4 separate regions of the Mus musculus genome follow, and regions 1, 2 and 3 are each linked to region 4. Evidence: chromatin loops called from intact Hi-C (ENCODE). Cell type or tissue: left cerebral cortex. All regions are shown on one strand. Links, peaks and the distances in the headings refer to the core of each region. The heading gives the core; the rest is flanking DNA.

What was found. Peaks named below come from ENCODE experiments on the same cell type or tissue, not always from the same donor. Only the 100,000 strongest peaks of a DNase experiment are listed, where the experiment ranks them.
Region 1: a loop joins it to region 4, with 4 times the contacts of the local background. A loop is called at or near these places in 17 of 42 quality-filtered maps.
Region 2: a loop joins it to region 4, with 2.3 times the contacts of the local background. A loop is called at or near these places in 17 of 42 quality-filtered maps.
Region 3: it touches region 4 in a loop (2.4-fold over the local background); 3 of 42 quality-filtered maps call a loop at or near these places.

Annotation. Positions count from the first base shown.
Region 1 is chr2:52,741,672-52,747,270 of GRCm38, reverse strand. It overlaps Stam2 (signal transducing adaptor molecule (SH3 domain and ITAM motif) 2), which reads left to right and starts at 5,122. Exons shown (of 14, transcript NM_019667.2): 1 at 5,122-5,210. The coding sequence starts at 5,171. In left cerebral cortex, for the core only: CTCF peaks have their summits at 2,348, 2,951 (motif pointing left) and 4,300 (motif pointing right); DNase peaks (open chromatin) are centred at 1,685, 4,369, 4,765, 5,066 and 1 more place; H3K4me3 peaks cover 1,225 bases; H3K27ac peaks cover 949 bases.
Region 2 is chr2:52,728,234-52,733,832 of GRCm38, reverse strand. All of the region lies in intron 1 of Stam2 (signal transducing adaptor molecule (SH3 domain and ITAM motif) 2), which reads left to right. Among named protein-coding and RNA genes, the nearest start is that of Stam2, 11 kb to the left of the region's middle. In left cerebral cortex, for the core only: no CTCF peak of the experiment used is centred there; a DNase peak (open chromatin) is centred at 2,787.
Region 3 is chr2:52,707,885-52,713,483 of GRCm38, reverse strand. It overlaps Stam2 (signal transducing adaptor molecule (SH3 domain and ITAM motif) 2), which reads left to right. Exons shown (of 14, transcript NM_019667.2): 8 at 3,794-3,888; 9 at 5,259-5,341; 10 at 5,479-5,566. Among named protein-coding and RNA genes, the nearest start is that of Gm46741, 12 kb to the right of the region's middle. In left cerebral cortex, for the core only: no CTCF peak of the experiment used is centred there; DNase peaks (open chromatin) are centred at 606 and 2,538; H3K27ac peaks cover 207 bases.
Region 4 is chr2:52,629,963-52,635,561 of GRCm38, reverse strand. All of the region lies in intron 2 of Cacnb4 (calcium channel, voltage-dependent, beta 4 subunit), which reads left to right. Among named protein-coding and RNA genes, the nearest start is that of Cacnb4, 44 kb to the left of the region's middle. In left cerebral cortex, for the core only: a CTCF peak has its summit at 2,474 (motif pointing left); a DNase peak (open chromatin) is centred at 2,473.

The DNA.
Region 1 (5,599 bases), core at 286-5,285, 110 kb before region 4:
CTGACAAGCAAGAGGTATTTGGGCAAAAGGGAAAAGGTTACAGCAATTAATTGTTTACTTAATCTCCTGGCTATTTTAGGATGAGGTGCTAATTGCCAGAAACTGCAGTTTCTGGCCCCAGAGGGATTCAGGCAGGTCAGCTCCAGTAACTTAGACTTAGATAGGTAAACATTTTATTATTATACTGCAACCCTAAATATCTCATAAAACCAAGTCTTACCCTCCACTGATGCTCTTCCCCCTCCACTGCAAAGAACCAAACAAGAACAATCGCTAGGCTGGCCCCCAGCAGTATATGAAGTGGAAATTTCTGGTTTCTTTGGAGACTCAGTTGTGTTATGTCGTTTTTTTTTTCTGGAAATTGTCTTATGAGAGGCTGTTTTTATTGAGGCAGACATGTGGGAGGATGCTTTGCTGGTGTTTTTCTGGGAGCAGCCTGGAAAAAGGACATGTGATGTTTTGCTAGAGCAGATGCTTGAGAGAATGTGATATTTGGAAAGGGTATAAGTATAACCCAACCAAGAGTGGATGATGCTGTGTGGTATTGGTATGCCTTACTCTTCTTTGCTGGTCATCTTTCATCTGTCACTTTATAGAGAGAAACACATCAAAAAATTCTGGTGGTGTTCAGGCAGCTTCTTGCAACTTCTTGCTGTTTCCATTTCCGTAGACTCTGTAGCCAATTGGAGGAGCCTCGCTATTTCTTGTGTTTCGACCTGCTGTTGCTGATTCATGAATGGTGTTTGTAAGTGGATCGAGCTGCTTCTGCTGGTTCAAGTGAACTGAACTGCTGATATCCTGGCAATGCAGATTGGATTTGCTCCAGAGAACCATTTCTAAACAAGTCCACATCCTCCTTTGCTCTGTTAACCTTCCCTTTCCAATACCTCTGGTGGGTGGTGGGCTAGAAGGAGGGTTAAAGCATTTAAGAACCCTTATTAAAGGTAGAGTTTGAAAGATCTAAGCCTACATTCAAAGCAATAGTTTGTTTTTTTTTTTTCAATAGAATTGCCCACCTTTATCATGGCCTTCCTTTATCATGGTGCACACCTCTGGCCTTATCCTTGGACCTGACCTTGAATGTATGTTTTCTTTGATCATTAATTTGTTCCAAGCCTATTTTTCTTCCTAGTGTAATATATGCACTTATAATGTATGGTAGCTCACTGTAGTCCTTCTCATGCAAACTTTACTCTTCTACAAGGGGGAGGTACACTCTACTTTTGATACTAAATTTAAACTTTCTATTAACTGTCTTAACTTCTTATAATTATTTCAATCGAATTAGGAATTCTATAAAACCATTAATTCATCTAAACAGCATCATTTCACTAAAGTTCATCATCTTCATGTTAATCTGCAGGAAGTTTGCCCAATAGGGTGGGCTAATGCCCAGGAATCAATTATAACAGACTATAGGCAGAAAGGGACTTCCTTTGTCCCATCACATCTTATCAGAAAAATAATGAATACAGCACTGACAAATATGAAAAGGCATATCAACAGCAATCCTCTGACTAAGCTCCCAGGGCCATGCCTTTCCAGGATTCACCCACCGCAGCATAGAATACGGTGTGCAGTCTCCAGGAAGCTCAGTTGCCCACTGCAGCTCCTCCTGTGTGTGTCTGCCAAGTTACTATACCAGTCACTAATTCTATGTGGGTACTTACATTTAATAAGATGAAACTCATTTAGCTCAGTTCCTGATGTGGGAGGAATGAGACTGCAGAATGCAGAAGGAGCTCTCTGGATGGATAAGCTTTATTTAGGTCTTTGAGCTGACAGATTTCCTTGATGTTGTGAATGCAAGTGACCGACCTATTTCACCTAGCTAGAAGACAACGGCAATATGCTTCTACCTCTTTCAAGATTTAGCACACTGCCTTTGGTGTTTCTTCACCAACAAGTAGACTCAACTTTGTCATGGTGTGTCTGGAAAACACTGTCCCTATTGTGGAATAATAAGGGTAACTCAAAAAGCATGTGCCGGGAGAGTGAGAACATACCTGAAGATGGATCTTGGTGCATACATGAGTACGTGGCCTAAGGTAAAGGTATCGAACTTGCTGATTGTAAACCCAAGTAACAGAGAAAAACACTGAAACAGGATTTATCTGAAATTGATTGTATTTCCTGTCACCATGGAGATAAGTACGAAAGATACTGCATTAAGAAAAATGAACAAGGGGGCTGGAGAGATGGCTCAGCGGTTAACAGCACTGACTGCTATTCTAGAGTTCAATTCCCAGCAACCACATGGTGGTTCACTACCATCTGTAATGGGATCTGATGCCCTCTTCTGGTGTGTCAGAAGACAGTGACAGTGTACTCACATACATTAAATAAATAAATAAATCTTAAAAAAATAAAAATGAACAAGTCAAATTACTTTGCACATCTGAATTTGCAGGTTATTTCAGACATATCTTTTAAGTGCTCAATTCCTTCTATACGTGAAGTAACAAAACTCAACTATCCTCTTGTGGCTAACACAGGGTTTGCTCCTGATCACTACCGAAACTGTTCTTAATTAAGTGAACTCACTGACTGACTAGGTATGTATGCTAGCAGGTAAATAAAGATACTTGAGCATGCTCACCATAAAACAGCAGGAGCAAGGATCCTCTAAAATGATATTTTCAAAGGCTATCCCTCAATTCTTTGCTTTTAATACAAGTACTTTTAAGTTATCTCATGTGGTCTTTGCTAGCAACCTAACTGTTTGGGACTCCTTATTCACATGTGGATTGATATCAGATTATATTCCAAAATATCCCTAAATGGGTGCCATGTGTCTTATATGCTAGAATTAAAAAATTAACAGGTTTGGGCTGGTGGGATGGCTCAGTGGGTAAGAGCACTGGCTGCTCTTCCAGAGGTCATGAGTTCAGTTCCCAGCAACCACATGGTGGCTCACAACCATCTATAGGGGGATCTGATGCCCTCTTCTGGCAGGAGGATGTATATGCAGCAGAGCAACAATACATTAAATAAAGTTAAAAAAAAAAAAGTAGAGGGAAAAAAATTAACAGGTTCTGCCAAATTTCTAGGTAACTTATTTCCATTCTAACACTGGGGATTAATCCTAGAAAGTGTCCAGACATATTCTGAACACTCTAGATTAAGATGCTTAAAAAAAAAAAAAACTAGTCCATTAACCTGCAAATGTTTCCATCTCACTTGTAAACCTAACTTTATAGTAGATAATGTATTCAATTCAGATGATTTCACACAGGAAGAATCTATTATCATCTCCTTACACTAGAGGTTGGAAAATAACGTCTGCTTCTTTAATATGTCGATATGTAGGGTACAGAAGATCCTATCTCAAAACTGAAAGAAGAGTCCATAAATAAATAAACACTGAAATGATTCTCAAAATTAAAAAAAAATTGTTGAAAAACTTCAAGTCCTAGAAGGAAGGGCTCGTGCTTCAATAAATGGCTGAAACTGACTAGAGCTGCCAGCTTTAGTTTAAAAATACTTAATTACTTGAGACCGGGTCTCACTATACAGCCCTGTCTGACCTGTAATCTATATAGGTGGATAACTATATAGATCCACCCGCCTGTACCACCATGCCTGGTTATAAAGATCTTTTAAATTATGTGTGTTTATGATATGTGTGAGTTGGAGGGTCCGTGCTCGGGATACTGCCGAAGGGTGTGTGTGTGGCGGGGAGAAGACACCTTTCTGGAGTTGGTTCCTTCTGCCTTGGCTTCTGGGTGCTGAACATCACTCTTCAGGCTTGGGCTAGAAGGGCTTTTACAGCCAAGTGATTTCGTCGGCTCAAGGTGCCAGCTTTAGATGTGTGCTTTTCCATTCAAAAGCCATGGCCACATTCTAAAAGTACTTACCGTGCACTTTCTTACCAGATACTGTTTTTTAGATCCTGCGTTCACACTGTGAACAAAACTCATGGAATTTATAGTCTAATGAATAAGGATACTACAATTATCTGTACTATAGAGAGTGATAAATGATATGAACAGATACGAAGCAGGGTGAAGACGTACAGGGCAACGTATTGCAGGAAGAGTGTTTGCACACTTATACTTATTTAAATGCCTGGCTGGATCTGGTGGGAACCCGGATTTATGACTCTTATACATAACTAAGTCATTATAAATGTTTTTGCACTATAATGCTTGAGTGCACTTCACTCATCTTTGAACATGACTCAGCGATCCGCCTACCTCTGCCTACCACGTGCTGGGATTAATGGCGTGGGCCACAACGCCAGGCATTAGATTTTTAATTTTACGTGTCTGCATGTGGGTATAGGACGGTGAGTGTAGATGCCTACGGAAGCCAGAAGAGGGTGTCGGGTTCCCAGGAACTAGGCATTACAGACTGCTGTAACCCCTGCCTCCGCGAAGGTACGAAAACCTCAGCAGCAAGCGCTCTTAATTGCTGAGCCACCTCTCCAGTCCCTTCACTCGTCTTTATATTCCATGGTCCAAGCTCTGTTTTCATGCAGGAGAAATGAGAAGCAAAGAGTCTCTCCACAGCCGCTTTCCAGGGTGACTATTTCGGCTTGGTTAACCGCGGGATCCCATGAGCATCTACAACCCAGGCGGCAATTCTCAGCGCCTCTCATAAGGCGACAGCTGTTTCCATAGCAACCAGACGCGATGCGGGCGCGGGGTCCGAGTAGCAAGACCTGACCTGGTACCCAGGAAGTACTCGGGTTCGAGAAGAGCTGCTGTCACAACCTGGGGCGAAGGAAACGACATTCCCGAGCCACGCACCCCGCCTCGCCACTCAGGATCTGCAAGCTCGGCGGCCTCTGGCATCTCCAGCTACCACAACTTCCGGCCCTGAAGCCCCTCCCCTGGGCCCCGTGGCTCTCTCGGGTCCTCACTGCGGAAAGGTGACTGTGGCGGCTGCCGTGTCTGATCAGGCGTCGGATCGGGGGCTGCCACGTCTTTGGGACAGCAGAGAGGCCACTACAGGGTGTTAGAGCTCAGCCAAGCGTCGTGCGGCCCCACCGGTGGGGCTGGAGCCGCGGCGGCCGGGCGCCGGACAGGCAGGCGCGCGCAGGGCAGGCACGGCGGCGGAAGTGAAGGCACCGCTGGGCCAAGCCGTCTAGGAAGCCGCGGCGGGTCGCCCAGCTGGGGCAGTCGGAGTCCCGCCAGAGCGTCGGGATTCAGCTCGGGTTGCCGGCGTGATGCCTCTGTTCACTGCCAACCCGTTCGAGCAAGATGTGGGTGAGTGCGGTGCCCGGCGCGCTGTGTGCAAGGCGAAAGTGGGCGGCGGCCTGGGTGCCTGGAAACCCCGGCGGAGAGCGAAGGGGCGGCGCCGCTCTCGACGGCGGGGGGCAGCCTCGGTGCGTCTCTGGCTCGCCCGACTCCTGCCTGTCCGAGATTGGGATACCGAGAAGGGTTGTTCCAGTCACCCAGAGCAGGAGTGGGGGAAAAGCCTTGTTCGTACGAGGCTTAAGTTGCTGATACAAACTTCCTGCTTTCTCCCGAGCTCGTTAACACCCGTCCCTTTGGGAAAAAAAAAGTGCAGTACTGGACACCCTTTTTGCTGCCGAGGGCAGTCTTGAACTAGAGACCTAAGACTTACCAGGTTTAATTCGCATCGCTCCCGTAAG
Region 2 (5,599 bases), core at 91-5,090, 98 kb before region 4:
GGAGAGGCTTCTTCTGAAAACCTTCGTCTGTCCTGAGACGTGTTAGTGCAACCCTTATGAAACCCGGAATATTAGAAATACTAGTCATATCTGAAAACTTAAAGTGAAGGGGGGTGGCAGGAGCAAGTGAGTGCATGGGTGTGTCCAAGCATACATGCCCGAGCTCAGGTAGGCACATCAGGTGTCCTGTTCTCTTCCTTATTCCCTTGGGTGGTCTCCACTGGAACTGGCTGGTGGCCAACAGACCCCAGGGCTCTTCTTGTCCCTCTACCTCGACATTACAGGTGCAAATGTGGCCATACCCTAATCTTGTAGGCACTGAGCATCCATACACAGGTCTTCATCTTTCTTCAGCCCTGACTATTTTTTCTAAAATTACTATTTGATTAACTCATAAATATTGCCTAATAACTAATAAATGTTCATTTTTATTATAGGAAATGAAGGTCATTGTGACAGGACACAGGGCACAGTCCTTTGCCCCTGCAATTTATTGATATTCTAAAGTGTGCATTTACTTAATTTAAGCTCATTAATATTGGTTTCATGTCAGAAATTTGTTACAGCCCAATGGTGTGGGTTTTGTTATCTTAGCTGTTCAAGTACCATCTCATTGTTTTATTTATCCTTGAAGTTGATTATAATTTTTGCTTATTTTGTGTGTACTTGTGTGCTCACACACACATCTGCCCATGTGTTTGGAAGCTAGGGGTTAATGTTAAGTAACCTCAACTCTCCTTTGCCACCTTATTTTTTGAAATGGAGTCTTGGACTGTATGTAGAATGCCTTGACTGGGCAATGCTGGCTAGCAAGGCCTGGCTGTTCTCCGTGCTGCCGCACCAGCGATGCACTCGGCTTCTGTGTGGGTGCTGAGGACTTAGTGACTTAGTCTTGTATGGCAAGCACTTTACCAACAAACCATCCCCCTGCCGTTTATTTGGTTTCTTGAGTGTCTCAGGGTTGTTCTGCTGTGTGCTTGAGACTAGCCCTAAACTCTTGATGTTCCTGCCTCCTGGGGGCTGGATGTAGAAATGAGCATGTTTGTTTCCTCACCCAAGAGTATTACAGAGAGCATTCTGGCAGAATTGGCCAGCTGACAGTGAATTTTCAGGAATGTGAGATCTGCCTCTGGGTTCCCTTTTGTCTTTGCCCTTTCGGAAAGTGATTTAAAGTAATAAAAAGCAAGCAAATCATTTTGATTTCCGCCAATTTTTCTTCTATCTGCCAAACTCCTTAGTCTCTTGAAAAAAATGTTGGTCACTGGATGGAAGAGGATGGATGCCTTTCATGCCTGGACTCAGGAGGCAGAAGGCTAGCCTCTTCTGTAAAGTGAGTTCCAGGTCAGTTAGGCTTGTATAATGAGTGTTACACCTTGTCTGTTGTGCACCACGGGGAGGAGGAGAGAGTACACCAGTGGGCTCTCAAGATAGCAAAATCTGTTACTGTTCCCAGCACATAGCAGAGTTGCTGATCCATCAGGGCCACCAGACAAGGACCCTGGAGCCTGATTCCTCTGGCAGCCTTGAGTAGGGGCTGCAGTAGGTTTCTAAGCACACAGACCTCGAGCACCCGGGCCCGGTTACAGTTATAATCTTTCCCTGTCAGAACTCTGGGGTTAGGGACTTTCCCAAGCATCATCATCAGCTGACATTGACTTGATCTGATTTGCCCAGCCAATCAAATTCATTTGTTCTTCCTGTCGCTAGGAACAATCATTATATTTTGGGTAACTACTGTTGCTTAGACGGGAGGCTGGTCAGCTTAGGTAAAATGGAGTCTGAGGTCAAAATGGCAGCACTTAAGACAAGTTTCTTTTGTCTGCTCCCAACAATGAGAACTTGTCTTTTGTAAAAAAAAAAAAAAAAGGCGATAATGTGACACGTGAAGGGAAGAGCAGCAGAGCAAGACCTGAGGAGTGTGTCACACACACACACACACACACACACACACACACACACACACACGTGCAGCTATTCGTCCAGACCAGCACACGAGTGTGGGAGCTACAGGCCAATCGAGTGTCCTCCTAAGTCGTTCTCCATCTGGATTTTTGAGGTAGAGGTTCTTAATGAACATGGAGCTAACAGATAAGGCTAGGTCAGCAAGCCCCAGGGATCTTTCTGCGTCTACTTCCCCAGCACCCAGCAGTCTATGTGGGTGCTACATATCTGAATTTAGGTCATGTGTGTGTGTGCATGCATGTGCATGGGAGTGCATGTGAGCACATTGCTTGAGTGTGTGACTACCCACTGAGCCATCTGCCCAGTGTCGAGAATACTGTAGTCAATGTGCTGAACGAGTGGAGTTAATCATGGTGTTTTGCTCAATTCTGTGTTGTAGGATTTGTCCTATCCTGCATTTCTAGGATGTTATGTGTAGAAAAGTTGAAAAATAACTTGGGAAGAACCTACTTGGCAATTTTGAACACTAAGTTGTGTGCAGAAGTCAGTTTAATGTTAGTGCTTCAGAACCAGGCATGGGGGTGCATATGGAGAATCCTAGCTAGCACTTTGAAGGCAGGAGGCAGGCCGGCCTACATGGCAAGTTCCTGGACAGCCAGGGTTAAAAGCGACCCTATCTCAAACAGGACCTTACACTTGGAGTACACCACCATACAGAAATGTTTTGCTGTATAACCCATGCTGGTTGCTTTTTTGTGTCTCAGTTTCTCCGTTCACAGAGTGGAGATGTTCTTTGGCTGAGGAGTGAGTGATTTCGCATATACAAAATGCTGGGAAGCTGTTCCTGAATCGTCACCATCTGGTCGGAGCTCTGCTATATGTACCGCTTCATCTTGTGGATGCACAGTGCAGTTTTTTTGTTTTTAATTTAGCTTTTAAAAAAAGATATGTTTTAATTGTATGTGTGTGTGAATGCATGCATGTAAATTCCAGGTGGGTATATGCTTTCAGAGGCAGGAGTGCTGTCAGATCTTCCCTCCCCCTAGCAGCTGTGGTTGTGTGCCACAGTGAGTCCACTGGCATGGGTTCTGGGAACCAACGTGGGCCCTCTGAAGAGCAGCAAGCCCTTCACCACTAGGCCATCTCTCCAGCTCCTGAATTACCTATGTAAGAGCTGTGTGGTTTAGGGATGGAGATGTAAATCAAGGTGGAGAGTGGTTTTTTTTTTTTTTTTTTTTTTGTCTTTTCTGGTGTGAACAAAGCCCTGGGTTTGATCCCCAACACTGCATAAATGAAACATGGTGGCACATGCCTGTCAAATTAGCACATTGGAGGTGGAAGCAGAGAAGCTTGCCCTAAGCTACCTCATTAAAAAAAGAGAGAGAGAGAGAAAGAGTCATGTAGTCTGGAAACTTAATAATACTAAATAATCACTAGCACAAGCATACACCATTTATTCATAAATCAGGAAGATACATTTGTCTTACTATTTCAGATAATTATAGTGAGCTGTTTGTGAGGCAAGGACCTGCGTTCTTAGTGGAGGTCGTCAGCTGTGGCCTCTTCATCTGTCAACTTTCCAATTTGTTTCTGCTTTGGAAATGATTTATTTGCATTTTCTTTTTCCTTAAAAATTTAAGATAAAGATTGTTGATTTTATTAACACATAGGAAGCTTATGTTTTTGGTTCAAGATTGCAGTGGCTAAATGTTCCCTTTAATTTTATAATCTCCAGTGTAACAACATTGAAAGGTGGGCCCTTAGGGAAGTATTTATCTCGTTAGGGGCTCCACTGCCTGAGAGAATTAATGCTAGTTTTTATTTTTAAAAGCCCTGGGGCTGGAGCGATGGTTCAGCCATTAAGAGAATTTACTACTTTTTCTGAGGATCCAGGTTCAGTTTCCAGCATCAATTTGGCAGCTCACAGCTGCTCTAGTCCAGTTCCAGAGGATCCATTGCCTTCTTTGGACCTCTATGGATACCATACATGCATGTGGTTACACATAACACATATATGAAGGCAACATACACATAAAATATATCTTTAAAATAACTTCCAGAGCCTGATATGGAGCTGCTACGGCTCATTGGTGCTTGTGCTTGCTGTGCAAGCTTCTCAACCTGAGGTTGGTCCCGGGACTGTGTAATGGTGGCTAGAGAAAACCAGTTTCTCAGAGTTGACCTCTGATCTCCATGTATGCACTGTAGTTCATGCATCATGCACACACATAACAAAAGGAAAACGCTTTAAAGGTTCAGTGGCTTACGGGCCTGTAGTCTGGAGTATGCCGTGCAGCAGCAAATACAAGAGAGACCTGCTCAGCAAAGTGGGATTCCAGAATTGACTGAAAGCTGTTACATGGCTGCCACCCCCTCTTTCTCCCTGTCTTGTCTGTCTGCCTGCCTGTCAGTCTGTCTTGTCTATGTATGTATGTATGTATGTATGTATGTATCTCACATACACACAGATAAATACATACATTGACATTAGACATCACGATGGATTTGCTCTCGTGGGCTTCCACCTTCTGCCAAACAAAGAAGCAACAAGAAGGTGCTTTTCACATGCCCACACCTTGGACTTTGAGTTCCCAGCCTCTGAGAGTGTGAGATACAAGATTCTGGTTTTTATTAGTTAACCTAACACCTTAGTTATTGTGCAGGGGAACACAAAATGCACTAACATTACTCTGATCCGGTCCAAAGGTAGTGATAGATATTTCTTTCTTTGTTCAGTCTGACGTATTGAATCAGTGTCTCCATGTATGGAGGTGTGAATAAGTGTGGCCCCCATAGGCTATGCTTAGTCATTAGGGAGTAGCTCTACTTGAGAAGGATTAGAAGGATTTGGAGGTGTGGCCTTGTTGGAGGAAGTCACTGGTTTCAAAAGTCCAGCTAGCAGTAGTCAGGTAGTGGTGACTACCTTTAATCCCAGCACTTGAGAGGCAGACAGGTCTCTGTGAGTTTGAGGTTAGAGGCCAGCCTGGTCTACAGAGTGAGTTCTTGGACAACCAAGGCTTCAACGTGAAGTCCTGTCTAAAAAACCAACCAACAAACAAACCAGCAAATAAATAAACAAATAAATAAATAAGCCCATGCCAGAAGCCCCCTACTCTTCCCTCAGTTCTGCTCCGGTACCTGCCTGCATGCTACCATGCTTCCCACTGTGATAATGGACTAACCCTCTGAAACCAAGCAAGCCCCCAGTTAAATGCTTTCATAAGCATTGCCTTGGCCATGGTGTCTCTTTGTAGCAGTAAAACAGTGACCAAGACCAAGTTGGTACCAGTGGCTAGGGTATTACTGTGATAGGCTTGACCATGCTGTTTGTTGTGGACTTTGCAGTAGAAAAGTGGCTGAATGCTTTAAGTGGGGTTAAATGGGCCATACTAATAGAAGCATGGAAGCGTGGTGCTGAGAGCAGTGTAGATTCTGACAGCCCAGCCCATTTTCAGAGGGAAGGATATAAGTCAGTGACCTAGATGCCATCCTTGTGATAGTTTGGCAAAAAAATGTGGCTACTTTTTGCTCTTGTCTAAAAGATCTGCCAGAGGCTATACTGAAGAGTTTTGTATTAATCGTGTTAGCAGAGGAGATTTTAAAGACAGATTTGCATTGACTTGGTCATTTGGTTGCTAGTAATCGCCCTAATGCAGATCTATAATGAAACAGAGCTAGCTGGACAAACAGAAATGCA
Region 3 (5,599 bases), core at 143-5,142, 78 kb before region 4:
AAGGGTTGATTAAAAAGTGAGAAAGAGGCTTTAAGGAAATGACTGAGTTCGTTGCTTCTTTGCCTGTGGTAGCCATAGTTTTCTTATGGGATGTTCTTACCCATCAAGGGCATTGCTTTCCTTTTGCCACTGTCATTCCAGCAGTCATCGGGGAGCTGTTCTGGTTAGAGCTTATAGCTGAAGAGAAAGGCTCAAGTTTTCCTTGGTTCTGAGACCTAAACGCATTTATTAATGGGGAGGGCGGGCACACATGTGTGATGGCTGGAGGACAACTTGCAGTTCTTCCCTTCCACCATTGGGCCCTGGGGTCAAACTCAGGTCGTCAGACTTGGGAAGTGGTTTTAACTGAGTTCAACCCAAGACCTAAAACTAGATGGGAGAAACTGGATCTTCTTTTTTAAATCTTAAAATACAAAAGGTTGGTTTTTGTTTATTTTATTTTCTCAGTTTCCCATAAGGAATGCAGGAAAATGCCTTTTTTATTCTACCAGCCTAATTTCCTTTTCATCTTGATAAGTGAGCTTCGCTCTTCAGGAGTCACCTGAATGAGCTGCCTTTCTCTGCTGCAGCCAAGCATCCGTGTGACAGACACCAGTGAGGAGGCTGTGTTTTCACGGAGAGTCCTTGCTTATGTAGAAATTAGCATACAGAATATCTCCGGACTAGGATACATCATTCTCTGACCTTAAGAATTTAGGTGATGGAGAGCTCTTTTTTTATCTTTGTGGAGCTCACTGAATGAAATGCCTCAGAGTCACAGAGATAGCTGTATAATTAACCCTAGGAGTCTTCCTTAGTGGACAGCTCCGTGTTGAGAGTTTGAACCTAGCATGAAAACGCTTTCGATATACTTCCTAGTCCTACAGAAAAGAAAAGGAAAAGAAGAAGAAAATCAAACGCATCCTTTGAGTCAGTTTGTCACATGAGATTTCTAGGAAGTAGATAAAAGGGTTCTTCCCAGATAACTATGACTGTTCATTTGGAAAGTCCAAGAGAATCAATGATACTGGCAAACAGCTAAGTTTGAGTTGGGGTTATTAGATATAAACTCAGTGGCATGTTTAGAAGATGAGAAGTAGGAAAGATGTCATTCACAGTAGTCACGGGAACTCCTCAGCAGTTATGAGGACTCAGAGAGCCTGGACTCGGCTCACTGGATCAACGTGGTAGCACACAGCCATCTGTGACTCCAGTTCCAGAGTGTGCAGTGCCTCTTGTGACCTCCTCGGCGCCTGTGTGCATGTGGTGCATATATGCACACTTAAGCACATATACCTACATGCAAATAAAGTGCATAACGTCATCTAATAATGAATAACCTGCAAAGGTATGCAAGGCCTTCATGGAGAATCTATGAAATTCTTGGAAAGTTAAGAGATATAAGTATACATTATATTTATAAACATACAAATAGAGTGATAAACCTTAATACTGTAAAGATTTAGGTTTTCTCATATCACATAAATTAACTGCATTTCCAATTAAACTCCTTTTGAAATTTTTTTTCCCAAAGAATTTGAAAAAATTTTGGAGATGTGCTAGTGCCCAGAAAGTAAAATAACCATCCAGCATGAGGGGCGCAGACGCCAGCATGAGGGGTGCAGACTCTTCATGGATGTATTGCACATAGGATTTACTTCCTAGACAGATGACATGCTATCTAAAACTTAGGAGTTGCAGACTTCTGGAGTGTGATTGGCTGCAAGTAATAGACTCCACAGAGAACACAACTACAGCCTGGTTCCTCTAGGCTGTTGGAATAGAGTGAGACACTGAGAGGCTCAGAACAGACACAGCTTGCTATAGCAGTTAGGGGGGCAGGCATTAGGCTTGTTTTTTGTTTGTTTGTTTTTTAATTTATTTTTTACTTAATCACTTTAAATCCTGCTCACTGCCCATTTCCTGGTCACCCTCTCCCACAGTCCTTACCCCTATCCCCTCCTCCCCCCTTTTCCTCAGGGATCCCTGGGCACCGCCTCCACCCCCCCTGCACAATTAAATCAAGTCTGTGAGGCTAGGAGCATCCTTTAGTGAACTTTTAGTAATTTTTGCTGCATTGATTAGCTCTTTATATAATAAAATGAAGTTTATTTCACACAGCACGAACAGTTGGGTTCCACATGATTTAGTGACCTAAATGTGGGAGACGGACAAAAAAGAAAATCTGAATTATTAGACAAGTCTCTGGGGGGGAATAGACAGTAATTTAGGGCAGAGAAAGATAGATAAGGATATAAAGCATAGAGGAAAAACTACTGAATTGGCCTGAAAGCAAGGGTGGTCTTAGTTCAGATAGACAGTTGCCTTTCTAAGTACATAAAGAACTAAAATCAGTGAAAAAACAAATACCTGTGGTCCAGTAGGAAAAACTAACAGGCAAAGATAAGAATAAGCAGTTTGGGGCTGGAGAGATGGCTCAGTGGATAAGAGCACTGACTGCTCTTCCAGTGGTCTTGAATTCATTTCTCAGCCAACCACATGGTGGCTCACAACCATTTGTAATGGGGTCTGATGCCTTCTTCTGGTGTGTCTGAAGACAGCTACGATGTACTCATATAAAAATAAATAAATCTTTAAAAAAAAAGAACAAGCGGTTTACAAAGCAAGTTCCAGTGCAGCCAAAGTTACACAGAGAAACTGTCTCAAAGAAGAAAAAGAAAAGTCAGTCTGTGGAAGAGGCAGTGTAGCACTAGTGGGCCCTGGAGAGTGCGGATGAGCTTGCTGAAGCACGCCTGGCTCGCCTTCTTTCTGGCATCAGATGTTGGTATGGGCAGTTATCAAGTGTGGGGAAAATGACTGCCCCATCCTCCTTGGGGAAGAAGGAGTGTGAGCTACCAGTCTTTCTAATAAACATGTGAGCAGCAAGTAGTTTTGTCTGTGTGTCCATCCTTCCCCAGCCCCATCCCTCAGTCCTTTTCAGAGATAGTTTCATTGTTTGGCCTTTTTCTCCAGACTGGTCTTGAACCCGTGGCTGTGCAGTTCTTTCCAAGTACTAAGAACTATAGACGTGTGAACACACCTAGCCTGCAGGTCACGGCCTTGAACAACCTAGAGCAGCTGTTGCTTGTGGGCTTTCTAACCCAGAGTGGTTACTAGTCAGTCTTGTTTATTTGTTTTTTTCCCGAGACAGGGATTCTCTGTGTAGCCCTGGCTGTGCTAGAGCTCACTCTGTAGACCAGGCTGGCCCCACTCAGAGATCCACCTGCTTCTGCCTCCCAAGGGCATCTCCCACCACCTCTGTACTCTTCAGTCCTTGTAGTGTTGGGAGACTGGGAGTGACCTGGAATGAGCTGTCAGGAGTTCACCTTCACAGAAATGACTGGACTAAGTGCATAGGCACTTGGGATGGAACTTTAAAGATGAGTAGCATCATGAAACTGTACGCTCTGCCCGGGTAACACGTCTCCATACAGGTGTCAGTTCAGTTGTCCTTGTGTGAAAGGTGGCAAGGAGGCTGGGAAGGGAGCTGCTTTAGTTGGGATGGATGTAGCGTGGAAGGATGGATTTGGGCTTGGGGTTTAGTCACTGATAATTGCTTCAAAATGTAGGTATGAGGATATAGATTTTCTTTGACTATCTTTTCACTGATTTAATTATAAATATATTAATTTAAGAAAAAAGCATTTCTGGCTTTCCAGTGTTAGGATTACAGGTCTATCCCACTGTGTCTGGCCAAGGAAAACAATTCTTATGTATAGCTGGATGGGAACAACTGGGAAAGTCCAGTAGCTGTGTTCAGTTTTCTGTCGACAGGATGGAGGATAACAAATGACCTTTCTCATGCTGTTTTCAGTGACGCCAACTGGTGGCAAGGAGAAAATCACAGAGGAACAGGACTCTTCCCCTCCAACTTTGTAACGACTGACTTAAGCACAGAGGTTGAGACAGGTAACGTAGCAAAGGCTTTAGTTTCCCAAAGAAGCTCCAGTCTACTGAAGTTATCTTCCTTTGAGTTTATTATTGACTTCTGAGAGTAGGTGGGACTGGGCGTGGCAGCACACACCTTTAATCCCAGCCCTTGGGAGGCAGAGGCAGGCAGATGTCTGAGTTCCTGACTCACACAGTGAGTTTCTGGCCAGCAAGGACCAAAAAAACAAACAAACAAACAAAACCCAAAACAACAACAACAAAAAACAATCTACTTTGGCTTTCTTAGTTGATAGGAACCTTGGGAACTTTTCAGATAACTTTACAAAACATAGAAAACATCCTATTCAGTGATTTTCCTCTTAGCATAGTTGGAAGAGACTGGCCTATAGTCTAGTAAAATGATTTCCTAGCCTGTGCAGTGCCCTAGGTTAGATGCCAGCCTCTCTTCAGTAACATTTTAAATGGTAAAAGGTACTCTTTATGTTTTGTTTTTTGGGACAGTTTCTCTGTGTAACAGAGTCCTAGCTGTCCTGGATTCTCTTTGTAGATCAGGCTGGCCTTGAACTCACAGAGATCCAACTGCTTGTGCCTCTCAGTGCTGAAATTAAAGGTATGTGCCACCATGCTCTGCATGAAAGGTGTCTTGACTCTAACTGTATCTCTGTGTCTTGTTGAGCTTTCTTTACATGTAATTAATTCAAAGTTAGCCAAATAGTCCTTTAGATACATTGTTTTTTATAGTAATTTTGTTTCCATCAAAATTTAGTTAAAATTAGGTACATTCTAACAGTGTTCCAGGGAACTTGTACTAAGTAGTTTTCAGATATGCGTATTTATAAATTATTTTAAAACATTCTCTTTATGAAATACTTTTTTGTTGTAATTTATACTATTTTAACTCTCAGAGTTAGATTGAGTTGGGTCTATATTTTGTTCAAATAGGAAATACAGGTTGAGTTTTTTTTTTTTATTTATAAATATAGGTCAGAGTATAGATGGAACACTGTTATAAGAGAAACTGGCTTAGTCATAAACATCTATTCGCTTGTATATTTACTCATCTCAGCAGTAACAGTTTTCATGAAAGTAGCTGTAGTGACAGAGCCCGTGGATACTGCTCTGTCCCACTTGACTGTGGGGTCCACCAACCCCAGAAGATTCTGTTCACTCCCTGCACGAATCTAAGCACCAGAGGGAAGGAGGTTTGGCACACTGTGCGTGCTGAGTAGATATGGTGGCGTAAATGAACGACTGTGTGTAATATATTGATTATGAAGTGTGGCGACTAGGGAGCTTCTACTTTTCTCCTATGGATAATAATAGACCACTTAGAAATTTAATGACTAAATTGTAATGTTGAAAACCTAAAACTTATTTTGTTTCTGTAGCAACGGTGGACAAATTGAATGTAATTGATGATGATGTGGAGGAAATTAAGAAATCAGAACCTGAGCCTGTTTATATAGATGAGGTATCGACCTTTTGTTTAATAAACTACCAAGATGTTTTAAAAATAATGCTATCTTTTTGGAGTATGTGGGCACAGTGCTTTTCCATTCATCGTGGTTAACTCTTCAGACTTCTCAGCATCTCCTGTTTTCTTCCTAGGGTAAAATGGATAGAGCCCTGCAGATTCTCCAGAGCATAGATCCAAAAGAGTCAAAACCCGACTCCCAAGACCTCTTGGACTTGGAAGGTATTAGTTAATGTTGAACTCACCTTAATGTTG
Region 4 (5,599 bases), core at 100-5,099:
TCAGTGGGGGGTGTGTGAAAGGCCTTTTGTCTTTTAGACCTGTGGGCTGTGTCTCCATAGTGAAAGAGTCTGGCCAGGGGAGGCCCTGCTGTGTCAGGATAAAAGAAATGGTGGCTGGCAAACAGGCCTAGAGAAGGTTATTTAAAAGAATCTGGGCTTAAGATATGACACCAACGCACAAGTAACCAAAGAAAATATAAGTAATTTAGATTTTATCGAAATTAAAAAGTTGGGTTGGAGTGTAGCTCAGGCATAACCATACATGCCTACCAGTCACAAGGCCTTGGGTACTAACCCCAGCCTAAAATGAATAAATAAATGAATAAATGAATAAATAAATAAATAAATAAATGTTAAAAAAAACCCTTTGTGTTTCAAAAGGACAGTAACATGAGAGAGGAGGAGGCTGGAGAGATAGATGGCTTAGCAGTTAAGAGTACTGGCTGGTCTTCCAGAGGACCTGGGTTCCGGGACTTCTGATATACCCTTACACAGACATTCATGCAGGCAAAACACCAACGAACATATTCTACATTCAGGTACAAGAGAATTGAAAGGATATGTCTGCAGTCTATATGAGTCTTGTATTCTCACAGCAACTATTGATGCCAGCTTGTGGCGAGGGTCCTTACCCACTGAGTTGTCATGCCGACGATCCACCTCTACTCTTATAAAGGTGCTAGGTTCATCACCTTACACTGTGGAGTGAGCTTTCAACACGGGAACTCTGGGACATCTCTAATTGTTCAGTCTTTCGAAAAGGTTCTGTGTTCTAAATATCCCGAAATTGATTTTGATAATGGCGCCACAAGTTTGCAGATATGCTAAAAGCATCGAACTGTTTATTTTAAGTGATTAGATTGAATGGTATGGGGATGATTGTATCTGAATAAAGCCACCACCCTCCCCGGAGATGGATGTAAAAAGTCACAAAGAAACCAGGGCTGCAGGGATGGGGATAGAAGAGGACCTTGCTTGGCAGGTAAAGCTCCTCCAAGTCACCAGCTTCTCATTAGGTTCTATTCTAGGGCTTTTGTTTTGTAGAGGTGAGTGTGTCTACAGTTCTCCTACTAGACCTGGCCCCATTAAGAAAGCAGTGAGCATTAGCGGATGCTAACGGTGTGAACTTCATTAACATCCCATCTGCCTGTCACTTTCCGGGAGGCTCTTCTTATGTGATGACTGATTAGTTTTGTTCATGTTGGTTTGTGCTGATGTGGCTGTTTGGAGGAAATCTATCAGTGATGCTTTCAGCTCCAGGCTCCCAGAGAGCCCTCCATCCCAGGAGGAGGTGTTGTCTCTGACAGTGTTAAAGCTTCTGAAGGGCCAGGGGAGGGTGAGGTTGGAGGGTACCAAACGAGAGGGAACTGGTCATCTCTCAGGCAGCTAGGAGACTCAACGCAGCATGTTACTTTGGAAAGGCACTTGTTTCGCACAAATGGGACCGAACCTGTAGCCTTCGTTCAGTCGGCCACACCCTGAAGTTTTGCCACCCTGGCTAGGATGCGTCTGCAGAGCTCAGGCAGTGGTTCTGCAGGTCCAGTCAAGACACTTGGATGCCAGTCTTTGCACAGGGGCCTAGTGTTAATTACTAACAGATCACCGGATTGGAGCTTCCTCCTCTTAGTACATGATGCTCTGTTGTCAAGCCATCAGAGTCATAATGAGGGTCCCCTAGGTGGAATATGGAATAGAATGTGTTCTCTTTCTCTGTGTGTGTGTGTTGTGTGTGTGTGTATCTCCTAAAGCAGGGTCTTAGATTACTGCTGAGTAAGTCTTCTATCTACACACAGAAGCTTCAGAACACACCTTGTTTTGTTTTCCATAGATTTCAGCAAGAAGTTGGACCTATAAGGCACAAATCTCCCATTTGTGCCAAGCAAGAGCCTTTCCAAAGTAACAAAGGAAGACTGTCCTGCTGACCTACTTCCTTCCTGTGATGAAGACGGTGGCAGAGGGAGAGAGAGAGAGAAAGAGAGAGAGAGAGAGAGAGAGAAAAGAGGAGAGGTAGGAAAGGAAGGAAGAGGGGAAAGGTGAGCAAGAGACAGCAAGGGAGAGGGTCACAGAATTATCATAGCAAGCAAAGAGAAATGAAGGGCTCTGAGCAGCCACTGGGAGCCGAGAGAAAGACTGAACATGGCTGTGTGGTAAGCCAGACCGTGAACGGGGTAAAGAGCAGTTGTTACTGGGTCCTGGTCCACAAACCTACCATCTTGTTTTCTCTGTACCCGAAAGGAATTAGAGAACAGAGATTGATAAAGTAAAATTGGTTGATTTATAGATTGGCCAACTAGCGGAGAGCTGGCTGTTCTGGAGAATTTCCTAGGCCAGGAAAAGGGTGGGGGAGGGAGGAGGCAGCCGCTGAGGTGCGCTGAGGTGCGGTCCTGCTGCTGTCCTGAGTTGGGAGATGAGTGTTTTAGGATCTAAGTGGAAGCTGTCAATTTTTTTGACTGGGGTCTTGATCGCCACCTACTGGTGGCTCGTCCTGGCTTGCCTGCAGGTCCTCTGGAGAAGTGTCAGCCCCCAGCTGGAGAGTTCAGCTGGGTTCTCATGGTGGTGCATGAGGGATGGAGTGACTCTACCTACTTATCGTCATCTGGAGTGGTCTTGCTTCCCAGAGGACTTGTAGCAGTATCTGGAGACATCTTTGATTGTCACAGCAGAGGTGTTACTGAGTCCACAGCTAGCTTTCCCACGACAGAGAGCTCAGCCAGCCCAGAGATGTCAGCCTGAGAGGTAGAAGTGCTGCACCACCTGAATATCTTTTAAACTCAACACCTGCAGCCCAGACAGCCATAAAACCCTTTCTCCTTATTGGGTGGGAGCACCCAGAGACGGTTTGGTTCCGTTTTGCTCAGGCAATAGGCCTGAGCTGGTAAGCCAGGTTTTCCGAGTTAATTAGCTTAATTTTAAAAAAGCTAAGGTTGAATGCAAAGCCGACAGAATCTTCTTGTTTTCCACGTTTGCAGCTCTGCAGACATATCTTACCCACTCCTTTAAGAGGCCTCTCTGCCTAGGAGAACGGGCTAACACGGCAGAAATCAGGGCCTCCAGTGGCCTACACCCGGCATTGAACGGGTCTAACCCCATGGGTCTCAGGAGAAATAAACGAGAAAGGAAACGAGTGTGAGATTGAAAGGTAAGAGGCAGATTTTTAAGAGGGCAACTTAGATTTGTCCTATTTGCAGGAGTCAAGTTGAAGCCAGCCACAGCTGTAGGGAAGAAATTGTGGAGAGCGATTATCATCTTAGTGATTGTTCTGTGAAATTGCTCCAGGCCAGAGGCACTTGCTGTAACAGTTTTATAATTTAACCTCTCTTTACCCTGCTGACTGATGGAGCCTGCCAGTTTCTAGCACGCCACCTTTCTCCAGGGGGCAGTTCTGGCTGCTGTTTCTGTCTTTGCTCACGTCTGAGAAAATGGGTGCTGTGTGTTCTGGGACATTCTAGCTTCCCCTGAATGGAGCTCCCCTTGTCGTCTTAGAAATGCAGTTCCATAACCAGGAACCGGGAAAAACAGCCTCTGCTTTCTCCCTACTGCGTGTGGCCTTTTCTAGTCCATTAAAAAAGTGAACTCAAGCTCATCCTATTTATTTATGACGTGATTTCTCTTTCTATGCTATAATCGCAGTTGTTATTGAAGAAAGTGTTTCGATACTCTCATTGGTTATTTCAGTGACCGAAGATCAAGACCTGTTGATTTCTAATCTGCCCTCAATACAGTTATTTTTAAAAACATGGTCTCGAGAACTAGATAGCCCTAGCTGTTCTCAAACTTACTACATAGACCAGGCTAGCTCCAAACTTACAGAGATCTTCCTGTCTCTGCCTCCCCACTGCTGAGATTAAAGGTAAGGGCCACCTCATCTGGCGACAGTCCATCTACCAGAACTTTATATCCTCTGTATTTGAAAGTCTGTTCCAAAGCTGGGGAACAGTCTGGTTCCGTTGTTCTTTACGTGTGCGTTTTAACTCTAAAGTGAATCTTGGAGTGTCTGATGAATCCCTGCTTGTTAAGTTTTCTGAATTGAGAGCAGTGCAAAGGAGAGGAATGGGAAGTCACCAGTCAGTCCGCAGGCTTCTTTGGGCCTTGCCTTGAAGGGAATCGTGGTAGAATATATGTAACATTGCCTTGGCCATTTTAACCATTGTCAAGTACGGTTCACCAAGAACATGTGCCAATATTGTACAGTCATCCTCATCCCTTTATCTCCAGAACTCTGGAGATAGATGCTGCCCAGACATGACCCTTCATGCTCTCCTTCTCTCCGCAGACCCCAGTGACATCTGTTTTACTTTCTGTGAATTCAACTGCTCTAGGGACCGCCCAGGAGTATAGTTGTAACGGTGTTTGTATTCTATTTTTTTTTTTTTTTTCCGAGACATGGTTTCTCTGTATAGCCCCGGCTGTCCTGAAACTCACTTTGTAGACCAGGCTGGCCTTGAACTCAGAAATCCGCCGGCCTCTGCCTCCCAAGTGTTGGGATCAAAGGCGTGAGCCACCACGCCCAGCTTCAGTGTTTGTATTCTTATGCCTGGATTTTTTCACTTAGTGCAATGGCCTCACAGTTTCTCAGTGCTGGAGAATGCAGCAGAATTTCTTTTCTTTGAAAGGCTGAATAGTATTCCATCCCCATTTCTGTGCCTTTTTCGCTTGCCTGTGGACATCTGGATTCTCTCTAGTTTGGCTGATCCGAACAGTGATGCCATGAACATTCAGCTATTTCCAATTCTTACCCGAGCATATTAAAAACCTCATCTATCTGTGAGTGAGCTGAAAAAAAGCTAGCAAACGCTAGCAAATGCTACCCCATCCCCAGGCTTGCACGCATACCAACTTCTGTATTTAGTTTCATGCACTGGGACCGCTTCCTTTGGCTTCAGCTCTTCCTTCTGATCCACCCACCCCAGGTTATCCCACCTCTCCATGACTATATCTTTTCCCTGTCTTCTTTGATGTGACACAATCTTAGCTATCACACATGGTTCAAAGGCAGACATTTTTGCCTAGTTCTGTAGTGCTGGGGACCAACCTAGGCATGCTAGGCAGTGCTGTACCACTGGGCTACATTGCCAGCCCACTATATTTTGATGTCAGCATTTATTATGATTTTTTCATATAATTATAATTTTAATTAACTACATTGAATCAACTATCCAAGAAAAGAGGAAGACGTTTTAATTTAGCAATTTAAAAGCTGAGGTGGTGATGGTGCACACCTTTAATCCCAGCATTTAGGAGGCAAAGGCAGGCAGATCTCTGAGTTCTGGTCTAGCCTGGTCTACAGAGTGAGCTCCAGGACAGCCAGGGCTAATCAGAAAAACCAGTTTTGAAAAACCCAAACTAATACCCAACCAAAGACAGAAAAACAAAAACTGAAAAACTCCCACAATTTAATACTCGAAAAGTAGATATAGTGTGTTTGAAAAATGGAAGACAAGGGAATTATAGATATTTTTACAAACCTGTAAAAATATTCCTAGTATATATGTATGCATGTATGTATACATGTATATATCTCTAACCTGTGCATGCATCCTTTTCTGTTCTTGCATTGCGGTATTAGGAACCCAGAGCCTCATTCCTGCCAGGCAAGAGC